2 separate regions of the Homo sapiens genome follow, and region 2 is linked to region 1. A link is a contact called in ENCODE Hi-C or POLR2A ChIA-PET data. All regions are on one chromosome and are shown on one strand. The core of a region is the stretch at or near the end of the contact, and the rest is flanking DNA. Distances in the headings are between cores, read along the strand shown.

Region 1 (6,790 bases), core at 65-2,564:
TTACTATCCCCATTTAACAAATAAAGAAACAAGCTCAAAGAAGTGAAGTCACTTCCCCAAAGTCATCCAACTGGTAGAGCTCCAACTTGAACCCAAACTTCTCTGACTCCAAAACCCCAGGAAGGCTGGCGGCAAGCAAGAGCCCCCTCCTCCCCAGGGAACAGCAAAGGAACCGCAATACCACACACAACTGTCCCCAGTAACTTCCTCCTTCTCAAGAGCTAGTCGGCGGACTTCGGCCCGGAATGGCACCCCTATCGCACCTAGCTCCAGAGAGCAGGAATTGGGGAAAACCCCCTGCGATCCTCCTGGGACTCAACACCCTTCCCAGGAGGCTGCAGGATCCGGGACCTCCCCAAACTAAACAAAAGGCTCCACGCGAAAGGCCCCGCACACAGTAGGTGCTCGGTTTCCCAAAGCCACCGAGCAAATCGCATTGCTCCCTTCTTTTCCTGTAAAGTAAAAACAACTCCAAGTATCTTCAAAGCAGGAGGAGGAGTGGGGCAGAAGGTCCCAGGGGAAGTGGGTCGGGATGCGAGGCTAGGACAAACCCGGGGTAGCTGGGGAGGGCGCAGCCGCGTGGGGACCGAGAGCGCCAGTGTGCTGCCTGGCTCACAGTAGGAGCCATTCAAACGCGGTGAATGAATGAATGAGACGCGCGGCAGGCGTCAGCGCAGCCGGGAGAGACTCTGGCTGCGCCGACCGCGGAGGCAAGGTCCAAGGAGAAGCGCGGCGCAGAGGAGAGGGCGCCCCGAGGCCCGGCCGCCCAGACCCGCACTGGTCAGGCCCGGCGGGGGCCGCAGGCGGCAGGCCCCGAGGCGCAGGCCGGACCCCCTCTTCCCGCGCGCTGGCCGGGCGGGCAGCCCCGGAGGCCGCGCTCCTCCCAGGTCGGCCCCGGTAGCCAGGTGCGTGGCGACCGGGGCAAGGTGACCGCGGGCGCGGGCCCGGCGCCCACCTTCTGAGCGGCGCGCACGTTGTCCTCGCCGAACAGGCTGCTGACGCTCTGGGAGAAGGTGTTGACCGTGCGGCGGTAGCTGTTCTTCTCCGCGCCGCCGCGGCCCCGCGCCCCCTGCGCGCCCGGGGCCAGCAGCCCGAGCAGCAGCAGCAGCAGCAGCAGCAGCAGGAGCCCGGCCCGGGCCAGGGGCCCGCCTGAGGCGCGCGCGCCCATGCTCGGCCGGCGGGGCGCGGGGTCGCGATGCGGGGTGAGGGCCGTGCGCTGGGCCGCAGCGGGCTCCGGCTAGGGCAAGGTTGGCGCGCTCGGGGGCCGCGCGCCGCGCCTTTACCCACAGCCGCCGCCGCCGCTGCTGCGCCACCTGCCCCGCCCCGCGCGCAAAGGCGCACGGCCCAGCCCACGCCGCGCCCCGCCCCCGGCGCGGGACCAACGCGACCCGGCCCCGGGGCCCCGCGCCCGCCTCCCGGAAGCCTGCCCCGACCCGGTGCGGCTTCTCATCATTTAAAAAAAAATTCTCTTTTTTAACTTATCCGTGGAAAAGCAACCCGTGCCTGTAAAACTTGCAACAGCTTCAACCAGGAAAGTGACTGCAACTGATTGAAAAACATGAAATAGACATATATGTAATCTCCCTGAATGTATTATAATGGTACCCCAAAATTCGCCCTCGTGGGCATCAGCTCATTCATCCTGAAAATTTTAAATAACAAGAAAGCATCAGGCATCCTCCTGCCCTTCCTGAATGAACTGTATTTCAGAGCCCCAAAATAGTTGGGGAGGGACTTTCTTTTACAAAGTCCAGCTAATACATGAGGATGAATGAGAGAATCCGAAAATTATTTGGCACCCCTCAATAGAATGATGGATTCACGCGATGATCATCAGAAATGGGTACAACCAAGAGGGGAGGGTTTGGCGGGGAACTTGAAAATGGAGGGGCTAAGCCGCGAAGTCCCGGTCCCGCCAATCGATCTTAGTGCCAGGAAGTACCAGCGCCACCTGCGATGGATTCTTGCCAAGACAAGTTGAGCATGAACCTGATGGGGCCTCTAGATCAAACCTACAGTTTACAGGAAATATGGCAGATAAGGAAAACTTAGAAGCAGCAGAAGCAACCAACCAACTCCAGCATGTGGGGCATTCTACCAAACAAACGACCCAGTTTGTTCAATAAATAATTGGTATAAAAGGTGAGCGAAGAGGAGGATAATTGGTTTTAAAGACTTAAGAGCCATAATAACCCATGCAATGCAAGGACCCTGTTTGCATCCTAAATCAAACAAATCAAGTCTAACCAACATTTTTTTTAGACAACCAAGAAAATAAAACTCAATTTTTGCCAATCCAAAGAATACAAAATGCTCTTATTTTTGAATTTACATTTTCTGGATTCCTAGTAAGATTTTCATAGATTTATTGGCCATTTGAATTACTTCTCTGTGAATTACCTATTCATATCCTTTGCACATTTTTTCCTGTATTGTTTATCTTTTTAAAAACTTTTTTGTAGGTCGGGTGCGGTGGTTAACGCCTGTGATTCCAGCACTTTGGGAGGCTGAGGCGGGTGACCTGAGGTCGGGAGTTCGAGACCAGCTTGACCAACATGGAGAAATCCCTCCGTCTCTACTAAAAATACAAAATGAGGCCAGGCGCCGTGGCTCACGCCTGTAATCCCAGCACTTTGGGAGGCCGAGGCGGGCGGATCACAAGGTCAGCAATTTGGGAGGCCGAGGCGGGCGGATCACGAGGTCAGGAGATCGAGACCATCCTGGCTAACACAGTGAAACCCCGTCTCTACTAAAAATACAATAGCCGGGCGTGGCGGCGGGCGCCGTAGTCCCAGCTACTCAGAGCCTGAGGCAGAAGAATGGCGTGAACCCGGGAGGCGGAAGTTGCAGTGAGCCGAGATCGTGCCACTGCACTCCAGCCTGGGCGACAGAGCGAGACTCCGTCTCAAAAAAAAAAAAAAAAAAAAAAAAAAATCCAAAATGAGCCAGTTATGGTGGTGCCTGCTTGTGATCCCAGCTACTCGGGAGGCTGAGGCAGGACAACCGCCTAAACCTGGGAGGCGGAGGTTGCAGTGAGCCGAGACTAAGCCACTGCACTCCAGCCTGGGCAACAAGAGTGAAACTCCGTCCCAAAAACAAAACAAAACAAAACAAAAACCTTTTTTTACGCCAGGTGTAGTGGCACAAGCTTGTTTTGGGAGGCCAAGGCAGGAGGATTGCTTGAACACAGGAGTTCGAGGCCAGCCTGGCCAACATAGTGAAACCTATCTCTATAAAAAATGATAATAATAATAATAATAATAAACTTTTTAATTAAGGTATAACATACAGAAAAATACACAATCATATAAATTTTTATGAATTTTCACAAACTGAATACCCAAGGTAACCAGCACCCAAATCAAGAAACGAAACATTACCAGTTCCCCCACGAAGCCTCCCTTTGTCCCCTCCCATTCACTATGTTCCTCTTAAAATTTAGGGGATTCATTTGCCTGTGTTTGAAGTTTATGTAAATGAACCACACAGTACTCTGGGGGTTGGCTTCTTTTGTTCAACTTTTTTTTTTATTTATTTTTTATTTTTTGAGACGGAGTCTTGCTCTGTTGCCCAGGCTGGAGTGCAGTGGCATGATCTCGGCTCACTGCAACCTCCGCCTCCGGGGTTCAAGCGATTCTCCTGCCTCAGCCTTCCGTGTAGCTGGGACTATAGGCACGCGCCACCACACCCGGCTAATGTTTGTATTTTTAGTGGAGACAGGTTTCGCCATGTTGGCCAGGCTGGTCTCAAACTCCTGACCTCAGGTGATCCGCCTGCCTTGGCCTCCCAAAGTGCTGGAATTACAGGCGTGAGCCACCACGCCCAGCTTTTGTTCAACTTTATATTTGTGAGATCCATCCATGCTGTTATGTATCTGCCTTCTTCTTGCTGTCTAGAATGGTCTATACCTTCTGGAAGGTAATTCACTGATATATTATATTTTAGAAGGAAATATAGGCAAGTGTACTACTACCTACTTAACATTTTTTAAACGTTTCTTAAACTTTTAATTTATTTAAATAAACATATTTAAAGAAGAAACTTTAGATCACTATCATCCTGAGCAACAAAATCCATAAAAACACAGATTTGAGCCTGGGTGCAGTGGCTCAGGCCCGTAATCTCATCATTTTGAGAGGCCAAGGTGGGCCGATCACTTGATGTCAGGAGTTTGAGACCATCCTGGCCAACATGGTGAGACCCCATCTCTACTAAAAATACAAAAATTAGATGGGCATCTTGGTGGGTGCCTGTAATCCCAGCTACTTGGAAGGCTGAGACAGGAGAATCGCTTGAACCCGAGAGGTGGAGGTTGCAGTGAGCCGAGACTGCTCCACTACACTCCAGCCTGGGCGTCAGAGGGAGAGTTCTGTCTCAAAAAAACAAAAACAAGCAAACAAACAAAAAACCCCATAGATTTGATACGCTAATTATGATTTTTTTAAACGTCATTCATTAAGGCCTTCACAGTGGCTTATGCCTGTAATTCCGGCACTTTGGGAGGCCGAGACAAACGGATCCCTTGAGCCCAGAATTTTGAGACCAGTCTAAGCAACATAGGGAGACACCATCTCTACAAAAAAATAGAAAAATTAGCCCGTCGTGGTGGTGTGTGCCTGTAGTCATAACTACTCAGGAGGCTGAGGTGGGAGGACAGGTCAAGGCTGCAGCGAGTGGTGATTGCACCACTGCACTCTGGCCTGGCCCACAGGGCGAGATCTCATCTCTTAAAAAAAAAAAAAAAAAAGTCGGGCGCGGTGGCTCATGCCTGTAATCCCAGCACTTTGGGAGGCCCAGGCAGGCAGATCACGAGGTCAGGAGTTTGAGACCAGCCTGGCCAACATGGTGAAACTCCGTCTCTACTAAAATACAAAAACTAGCTGGGGGTGGTGGCGGGCACCTGTAGTCCCAGCTACTCGGAAGGCTGAGGCAGGAGAATCGTTTAAACCCGGGAGGCAGAGGTTGCAGTGAGCCGAGATTGCTCCACTACACTCCAGCCTGGGCAACAAAGCCAGACCTTGTCTCAATAATAATAATAATGCATTGTTTCCCAGTGTGTTACAATGTGATGCGGTAATGGGAATTTAAAGTTATGTAATAGACAACTTTATTTTTTTTTTTTTGAGACAGAGTCTAGCTCTGTTGCCCAGGCTGAAGTGCAGTGGTGCAGTCTCGGCTCACTGCAACGTCCACCTCCCGGGTTCAATCAATTCTCTGCCTCAGCCTCCCAAGTAGCTGGGATTACAGACGCCTGCCACCAGGCCTAGCTAAATTTTTTTTGTATTTTTGGTAGAGACGGGGGTTTCACCATCTTGGCCAGGCTGGTCTTGAAATCCTGACCTCGTGATCCGCCCGCCTCGGCCTCCAAAAGTGCTGGGATTACAGGCGTGAGCCACCGCGCCCGTAGAGGCCTCCTTTTAGATCTTCCATCTATCCCTGTGATGGAAATATTTGGTGCCTTTTTAAAAGTACACGACTAATACGTTTCTTGTAGGAATATCAGAAAATACAGATGCGCAAACCAGGGTTGGGGGGAAGAAGTTTGGAGTACTGGGGGCGGGGTATATTTTAAAAGGTGGCAAAACACTTCCACTCCCAAGAAGCCAAATTAGTATCAGTAGATATAATTCATATTTAAACCCAGACTACCCCAAGCGAGAACAGCCCAGGACTTAAACTCCGGCCTCCGCTGGGACCTCAGGCCCCGCCTACTTCTCTAAATAGTCCCGCCCCCTGCCCGGCCCGGCTCCGCCTCTCCTCTTCGCTGGGTTTCTCTTGCAACCCCGCCCCTCAGCGGCAAAGTCAGTTACAGTTCTCGCGATAACACAACCCGGAAGTCTCACGGCCGGAGTTGGTGGTCTGGGAACCCACGTGGGCTGGGTTTCGGATTGCTCTGCTGGTCCGGCCGCTGGAGCGCCCACCCTGGCCTAGTCGCCATGGGGAAGCTGCGCCGGCGCTACAACATCAAGGGGCGCCAGCAGGCGGGCCCCGGACCCTCGAAGGGCCCCCCCGAGCCGCCCCCCGTGCAGCTGGAACTGGAGGGTAAGACATCCCCGGACCGGGGCTGGATTTCGGAGATTTCCCAGGGCGGCCTGTGCCCTGCCTTCAGGACTCTCGGGTGGGGATCCCAGAGGGGTGGGATGGATCATCTGGAATGGGGGAATGGGTCCCCCCATTCCAGATGATCCAAAGGAGAGGGGCTTAGTGACAGCCTAGTTTTAACAGTGTATATGGAATACCCGGGATTTCTCTCGCCCTCAAATAGTAACATGGAGAATTTGGCAAAAAAAACAGGAGTAGTTCCATCCCTTCCCATGACTTCGATTATAATCTCTTTATAATCTCCAGCGACCCCCAAATGTGTATTTTCAGCCCAGTCTTGTCTGCTCAGCTCCAGGCTGGCTGACATTTCTCTCAGACCCCTTTTTAGGAGTAGCCCTTATTACATGCCAGGCACTATTCTAGGCACTGGAGACATAGCAGAAAGGGAGATTTTTAGAAAATCCCTGAGTTTACCTGCTGTATAGGAGGAGACAGGCAAAGAATAAACATATAGAAATTTATGCGGCTATAGTGAGCAGATAAAACAGAAGAGGCCATTGGGTGGGTTGCAGCATCCCATAGAGTTGCTGGAGAAGACATCACTCTGTTAGAGTCAAGATCTGAAGGAGACCTGAGTGGCTGCCTGGAGATGAGAGAAAAAACAGGGGGCCAGGGCAGGTCGGGCCTGGACTGCAGTCTTGGCGAGGACTGGGGCTTTTTCTCTACGGGAGAGGGCAGCCATGGGAGC
Region 2 (7,309 bases), core at 3,532-6,031, 2.0 Mb before region 1:
TGTGTAATGTTTAATGTATAAGATTTAATATACCATATTGGCTCATGTAATCAACATTAGAATTCTGTTGGAAAGATATTTTCCTTCATTTTGCATATGAGGAAACTGAGGCTGAGAGAGTTACAGAGCATGTACAAGGTCCCCCCAATGTAAGTTTTGGAATCTACATTAAAGGTAAGAACTCTCTGAGTCTCCTATGTGCAATGATCAGGCTGGTGGGAGGGCAAGGTGCATCCTAGAAATGTCACTATTTTGTCTGGTTTAATGCATCCTTAAAGTATTACCATATTATCTGGTTTAATGCACCCTAGAAGTGTTACCGTATTACCTGGTTTAATGCATCCTCAAAGTGTTACCATACTGTCTGATTTAATGCCCCCTAGAAGTGTTGCCATATTATCTGATTTAATGGATGCCAGAAGTGTCACTACATTATCTGGTTTAATGGTAAGTTATGTGGCTACAATGTATGTCAGTGGGTGAATTTTCTTAGGGGCTGTGCTAATTTATTTTTATGACCTTGAGTTTATGGCCATGAATAGAACTGCTTTTTGTCTCTGAAGTATACCATATAAATAATATATTGGAACATATTTTGATTTTTAGTTAGATCTTGGGTTTTAATAATTCTCATCTAGGATTTTTACATAAATTGTTATTACAGATTTTAGCAAAGATGGGTTTTATTTTCTGTGTCTTTTTCTCAAACTACTTGATCTTTTCTTTTCTTTTTTTTCTTTGTTGCCCTATTCATCTTTTTTTAGCCTTTTAGTTTCATTTTCTTTTTCTTTTGAGACAAAGTCTCGCTCTTGTCCCCCAGGCTGGAGTGCGATGGCACAATCTCAGCTCACTGCAACCTCCGCCTCCCCGATTCAGGCGATTCTCCTGCCTCAGCACCCCTTGAGTATCTGGGATTACAGGTGCCTGCCACCACGGCCGGCTTATTTTTGTATTTTTAGTATGGATGGGGTTTCACCATGTTGTCCAGGCTGGTCTAGAACTCCTGACCTCAGGTGATCCACCCGCCTCGGCCTCCCAAAGTGCTGGGATTACAGGCGTGAGTCACTGAGTCCCACCTTAGTTTCATTTTCTTTCCACTGTCGTAAAGGATATGTTGGCTGATGGCCTGGGTATTTAAAAAATCATAAATATCTATAATCCCCAGAGCATTAACTCTGCCTAATATTTATGTGCAAATCTCTACCAGTTTACGTATTCATTTCAGAATAGAATTCCATTTACTATAGAGCTCTCTGCCAGCCTATGCCTGTACATTTATAATCATGACAAATTATGTAGCTGTCTGAGGGCCAGCACAATATCCTCATTCCAGATAACATCTATCACTCTCACTGTTAAATAAAATTACTCTCCAAGAAATTTACAAATCTTTTGTTATTGTGGAATTCTTAAAATACCATTTGTAAGTACTTTAAAAAGTTGGTTTTAAAGATTCAGAGACGTGTGAATATCTCTGTAACACAGTAATTAAAACCCAGGCCATAAAGGTAAATCCTGGCATATCACATTGTGTCCATCTGACTGTGGGTCTCCTTGCAGTGAGGATAATAATAGCACGCACTTCTTAGGGAAGTTGTGAAGAATAAATAGATTCAAACATGTAAATTAATCAGAATAGCATTTGCCACACTGCAAATGATTGGTACCATTATTACTTTCTGTCAGATAATTGTGCCTAGTTATAAATTTGCTAAGAGGTTTGCAAGAGATAAATGAATGGTATAAATCACCAAAAGGTAGGATTGCTTATTATAACTAATAATCAGCATAGATACTCCTTGTCTAATGTAAAAATAAAGGGAAATAAAATGGTCTCCCTGACCCTGGTGTAATCACTTCCAAGAAGTGATAATTCTGGAAGTAACTAAGAGTTCATGAGGCTAACTACCGGTCAGTGAAGTGTACTTTCCCATCAGGAAACATGATAAGCATGTAGTCATTTTTATTCCATAGTTCTGGCTCCTCCAAAGGCAAAGGAGATGGCATTTCTCCAGCTTAAGTTTCACTATGTAGTTTTAGGAAGTTAACATTAGCTGATATTACTACTATCCTTATCAGAAAATTGCTCTTTTGGAATTTAAGAAAATCTCTATGAAGAGGTACAAAGATTAGCAGCAGATGATGAGAACTGACTCCAGTCTGGGTCAGAGACCAAGGAGGGTATCAATGTTCCTTTACTTTAATGCTATAATCTGATCCTAAGCAGTAAAGCAAACTCAAGCGATTTTCTGAGAACCATCATAGGACAATTTTAACTCCATGAAGTTAATCTGTCAGATTATATATTTTAGAACGTATCTGATATCATTCCAGATGTTTCCTTGGCTAAACATTCTTAAATTACTGTGACAACAATCTATACGTTACTTATTTGCTAATATTGTCCTATTAGTTTGGAACTTCAAAGCTCCTGACCAGCTGAAGAAAGGTGATCCTCAAAAACATGAACCATGAGAGAGTGGCAAGAAGTTAGAAATGTACTATTGGTAATGAGATTATCAAGCAGGCTTTGTTGTACCAAAGGTTTGTCTCACCTGAGGTTATGTCTTTCCAACTAGGTTCATGATAGGAGAACATATTGCTAATAACAATAGTTCATATAAATTGACCCATACACATATCAGGTTCTAATCATTGCATTTTAAATACATTATCGCTGCATCACTAGAACACTCCAAAAGGTAAATTCATCTATTATTCTCATTTTACAGACAAAGAAGTCGAGGCTTAGTAAAGCCAAGAAACTCTCCCAGGGTTATACCATTAAGAATTGGTTATAGACTAGATTCAAGTAAGTTTAATGTTAGAGACTGAGTTCTTAGCCATTGTGTATTATTGACTCTCCTACTTTTACTGGCAGAAACTAAAGTGTTGTTACTGTGTTGTTTTGTTTTAACCAAGCATTTGGTGTAATTATTTTCATATTCAGACAAGCTACAGACTCCTTCAGGGGATAGCAAACTAATGACCTTCAGGACCAATTCAGTCCAATGCATGTTTTGTAAGAAAGAATTTAAAGCTACATCTGATTGTTTATACATGTTTATGCTACACTTGACACATACGGCCTGTGGCTGCTGCTCGTGACAGAGACCACATGGTCTGCAAAGCTACTATCTGGCTGCCCCTGGTGATACAGCCAGGCTTGAGCTTGAGGTATGATGATTACAGGTATCAATGGAACCACACCAAGAAGCATGGATCTCCTGTGGAGCATGATCATATAGGTGATGGGTTCCTAGCCGCCGAGGGTGACAAGCCCAACTCCGCTAAGAACCCAATCCCAGAGCTGACCCCAGATAGGCTCTTTCTGCCTCTTTTCCCAATGCTCACCTGCTGGAGTTCCTTCACTGTGGCTCAGCCTAGAGTCATTCTCATGTCTGGTATGATCTCACTAATACCGTGGCTCCAAATCCCCTTTTTGGATGACTTCATTTCACAATACTCTCCTCTCCCTACCTCTCAGGATGGCCTTCATAGGATCTTTCTCCAACTGAGGCATTTTCTTGTTTTTCTTCAGCAAGGCTAAGCCCCGCAGTGAACATGTCTGATTGGTTTCTTGTCTTTTTCCCTGCAGAATGCAGTCATGAGGTCCTCAAGGGTCCACACCTGGCATGTCCCAGGTGCATCCCATGGGTTGACTTTTCCGCCTGGATCTGCACGTGCCCCAACCTAGGCCTTCATTTAAGACCAACTTGGCCATCCTCTGTCAAACAACAGAGCCTAGCTGGAGTCTCCTAGAATGAGTCATGTTGTGAACCTGGAATACCTGATGTTCCAACCTTTTACCTGAAGATCCAGGCTGAGTTGTGACCCCTCTCTAAGCAGAAGCTTCACCAGGTGCATCAGGCCTGTTAGAGGGGGTCCCCAGAGTGTTTTCCCAGGATGGCAGTGTGTTAGAGGGCTCAAGAGCTCTGGGGGCTATAGAGTCTAAAATGCAGGGCCCGAAGGATTGTGGTTGTAATTATGGGATCCTATTGCCCTATGGAGATATAATTGCATCTTGAAATTATGAAGTATCTCAAAAAAAGTATCAGTTTTCATTTCTGTAACTATAACTGTCTTTCAGGTGGAGCACTTGCTTTCAACCCTCCGTTTATACAATATTATCCATCTTCCATTCATCCTTGTGCACGTCTCACACATACTGCTACAATATTCAGCCTGTGTTGTGAGTGCTGGAGAGAGACGGGGAGAAGCAAATATAACAGATTGGAATGTTTGCCCGTTAGGGGCTACATCACCCAGCACAGGCCAGGTCAGAGCAGACAGTCAATAAATATTTTTAAAATTAATAAACGAGCATGATCACTGTGGCCAATTAAAGATCTAGTAGCATAAGGAAAGAGTGTGGTAGGGGTGTTGGAAGAGAGTAGGGTTGACTAAGCAAATAAACAGGGAAATCAAGTGTGAACAGAGTGTGAAACTGCAAGGAAATAGATATCTTGTTATTCAGAAAGTTGGAAGCTCATAGCCTGATATGTAGAAAGGGCTGCATGTGTGAGCCAGAGTGAGAAGAGTGTGTTGTGGTCCATGCTGCATGGAAGTGTCAAGTGAATGATATTGACAGGTCTCAACCTAATAACTAAGAAAATAAATAGAAACAAGAAAAGGAAACAGCCCAATTTCCCTGAGTTTCAGCTCAACATATAAAATACACAATCACACACATATATAAATACACCCATCTGCACACTTCCTCTTTTTGTGTGAGCAGCTGGAATTTACTGTAGGTGAAACAAATGTGAAGGAGGTTGCGAAACATACAGGATTCTCAGTTACTATTTGAGACTTCTCAATCTGAGTCAGTCTTATAAAATAGTAACTGATTATTTTTAGTTTAAAGGGTAGCCTCAGTTGGGCACTTCAGCCGGATTATCATTGACGCTGGCATACATTAGACTAGAGTACATGTTGAAGCATGTCTTAAAATCCACCTTGTGTCTGCTTAATTGCTGATATGGTTTGGATCTGTGTCCCCAGAAAATCTCATGTTGAATTGTCATCCCCAGTGTTGAGGTGGGGCCTGGTGGGAGGTGAATGGATCATGGGGGCAGAGTTCTTATGAATGGTTTAGCACCATCTACCTTGGTACTGTATAATGATAGAGTTCTCACAGTATCTGGTTGTTTAAAATTGTGTGGCACCTCCCCACTTTCTCTCTTCCTCCTGCCCCGGCCATGTAAGATGTGCCTGCTTCCCCTTCACCTTCCACCATGATTGGAAGCTTCTTGAGGCTTCCCCAGAACCCAGAAGCAGAAGCTAGTACACTTCCTGTAGGGCCCGTGGAAACAGGAGCCAATTAAACCTCTTTTTTTTTTTTTGAGAATAAGTCTTAAAAAGAAGCACTCAGGCTGGAGTGCAGTGGTACAATCTTGGCTCACTGCAACCTCCACCTCCCAGATTCAAGCGATTCTCCCGCCTCAGCCTCTCGAGTAGCTGGGATTACAGGCATGTGCCACCACACCCACCTAATTTTTGTATTTTTAGTAGAGATGGGTTTTCACCATGTTGGCCAGGCTAGCTTCGAACTCCTGACCTCAAGTGATCCGCCCACCTTGGCCTCCCAAAGTGTTGGGATGACAGGCGTGAGCCACCGTGCGTGGCCCCTCTTTTCTTTATAAATTACCAAGTTTCAGGTATTTCTTTACAGCAATGTGGGAACTGCCTGATACAGTCACTCACATTTGCCGAGTGCTTATTTTATGCCAGATATGATCCAGAGCACCGTGCGGTCATGAACGCACGAGGCTGTCACAGTGATCCTGTGGCATTGTACCCATTTCACGTAGAAGAAATGGAGGTTTAGTGAGAATAAGGGTATAAACATATAAGTAGATAGATATTAATAGATAGGTGGGTAGATACGATTTTTCTGAACAAACACGTTGAAAAATAGCATTAAAAATATTATCAGTCATGTTTTTTATTCCAAAGCTTCTAAGGGCCTTCAGCGTGCATTGCTACCTCTCAAGATCAATATATGCCACATAACCCACAATAAACTTAACCAGAGATGCCTTTCCTCCACTAGCATCTAGGAGCACTAGATTTTCTAGAAATACTTTGAGAATCACTGATGATGCAACAGATCTCAAAATGCCTTGAAATTTGAATTCAAAATAATGTTTAAATATAAAATGGACTTTTGTGCTTTATTTCCAACAAATAGAAAGGAAAACTTACTCATGAAATTTAGGCAGCCCATCACACAGAACTAGGTGTTTTGTAATTTTTTGACTCAAAATTGGTAAGCCAGCATTAGAAGGAGTGAGAGTATTGTCTATCTTAAGCTGTGTATAGGGATGATTGCAGCATATAGCCCCAAGGCCATACTGACAGCAAGGTCTTATCTCAGAAGATGGGGAGCTCTATTCTCTCCCTGTATTAGTCTGTTTTCATGCTGCTGATAAAGACGTACCTGAAACTTGGTAATTTATAAAAGGAAAGAGGTTTAGTGGACTCACAGTTCCACATGGCTGGGGAGACCTCACAATCACGGTGGAAGGCGAAAGGCACACCTTACATAGTGGCAGGCAAGAGAAAAAGAGAACCAAAGGAAAGGGGAAACCCCTTGTAAACCCATCAGCTCTTGTGAGACTTATTCACTAACACAAGAACGGGGTAGGGGAAACCGCCCCCATGATTCAATTATCTCCCACCAGGTCTCTCCCACAACACGTGGGAATTATGGGAGCAACAATTCAAGATGAGATTTGGGTGGGGACACAGCCAAACCATATCACTTCCCCATTGTGTATCTTAATTTACTCGCCCAACATCATCCTTCAAGAATTGCCCACTTCTTCATTTCTGTACTTTTTCCACACAACATAGACAAATACTTAGATACACACACACACACACACACACCCTTATAAAATTAATGTCTTTCTGAACATATGGCCATAGCTTTTTATCACACTAACATTATCGAAATCTTCGTCTCTTTCTCTCTCTCTCTCACTCACTCACTCCTGCTCTCGCTCTCTCTCTGTCACACTCTGTGTGTGTGTAAATTCCAAGAAATGTAATGGGGAAATATATTTAAAACCATTAACCTTTTTAGTATCTGCAAGGTTGAGATTCAGGACAGTTAGGCAGATATGATACAGAAAGGGGATTTCCATTTGTTATTTAACCTGTACATTCTGTACATTTATTTAAACTGTACATTTATTTAAACTACCAAAACATACATTGTTTTGATAGTTTAAATAAATACTTTTAATAACTAAAATAACACATGTGTCCTAAGTCAAAGAATTTCTTGGTCCCAATTTACCTC

What was found. A loop is a pair of places that touch in the nucleus more often than their neighbours do. ChIA-PET counts read pairs that join two places held with the same protein, here RNA polymerase II (POLR2A). Pooled maps may share reads with other maps.
Region 2: a loop to region 1 is called in a pooled map, with 7 times the contacts of the local background. The contact joins the enhancer-like site here to the promoter of BRI3BP in region 1. A Hi-C loop is called at or near these places in 1 of 37 single-sample maps with no recorded cell type and 2 of 50 pooled maps. POLR2A ChIA-PET finds 5 or more read pairs at or near these places in 1 of 52 experiments (A673).

Annotation. Positions count from the first base shown.
Region 1 is chr12:124,988,169-124,994,958 of GRCh38, reverse strand. It overlaps BRI3BP (BRI3 binding protein), which reads right to left and starts at 1,314. Exons shown (of 3, transcript NM_080626.6): 1 at 956-1,314. The coding sequence starts at 1,168. DHX37 (DEAH-box helicase 37) reads left to right here and starts at 5,828. Exons shown (of 27, transcript NM_032656.4): 1 at 5,828-6,042. The coding sequence starts at 5,937. RefSeq lists enhancers at 435-524, 2,244-2,744 and silencers at 615-674, 685-934, 945-994, 1,095-1,144, 1,165-1,484 and 1 more.
Region 2 is chr12:127,039,688-127,046,996 of GRCh38, reverse strand. All of the region lies in intron 1 of LINC02405 (long intergenic non-protein coding RNA 2405), which reads left to right. Among named protein-coding and RNA genes, the nearest start is that of LINC02405, 17 kb to the left of the region's middle. RefSeq lists a silencer at 4,646-4,846 and an enhancer at 4,830-4,959. Within about 2 kb of position 4,781, at least 2 of the 41 ENCODE cell types and tissues checked have a DNase peak (open chromatin) inside an H3K27ac peak, as active enhancers do.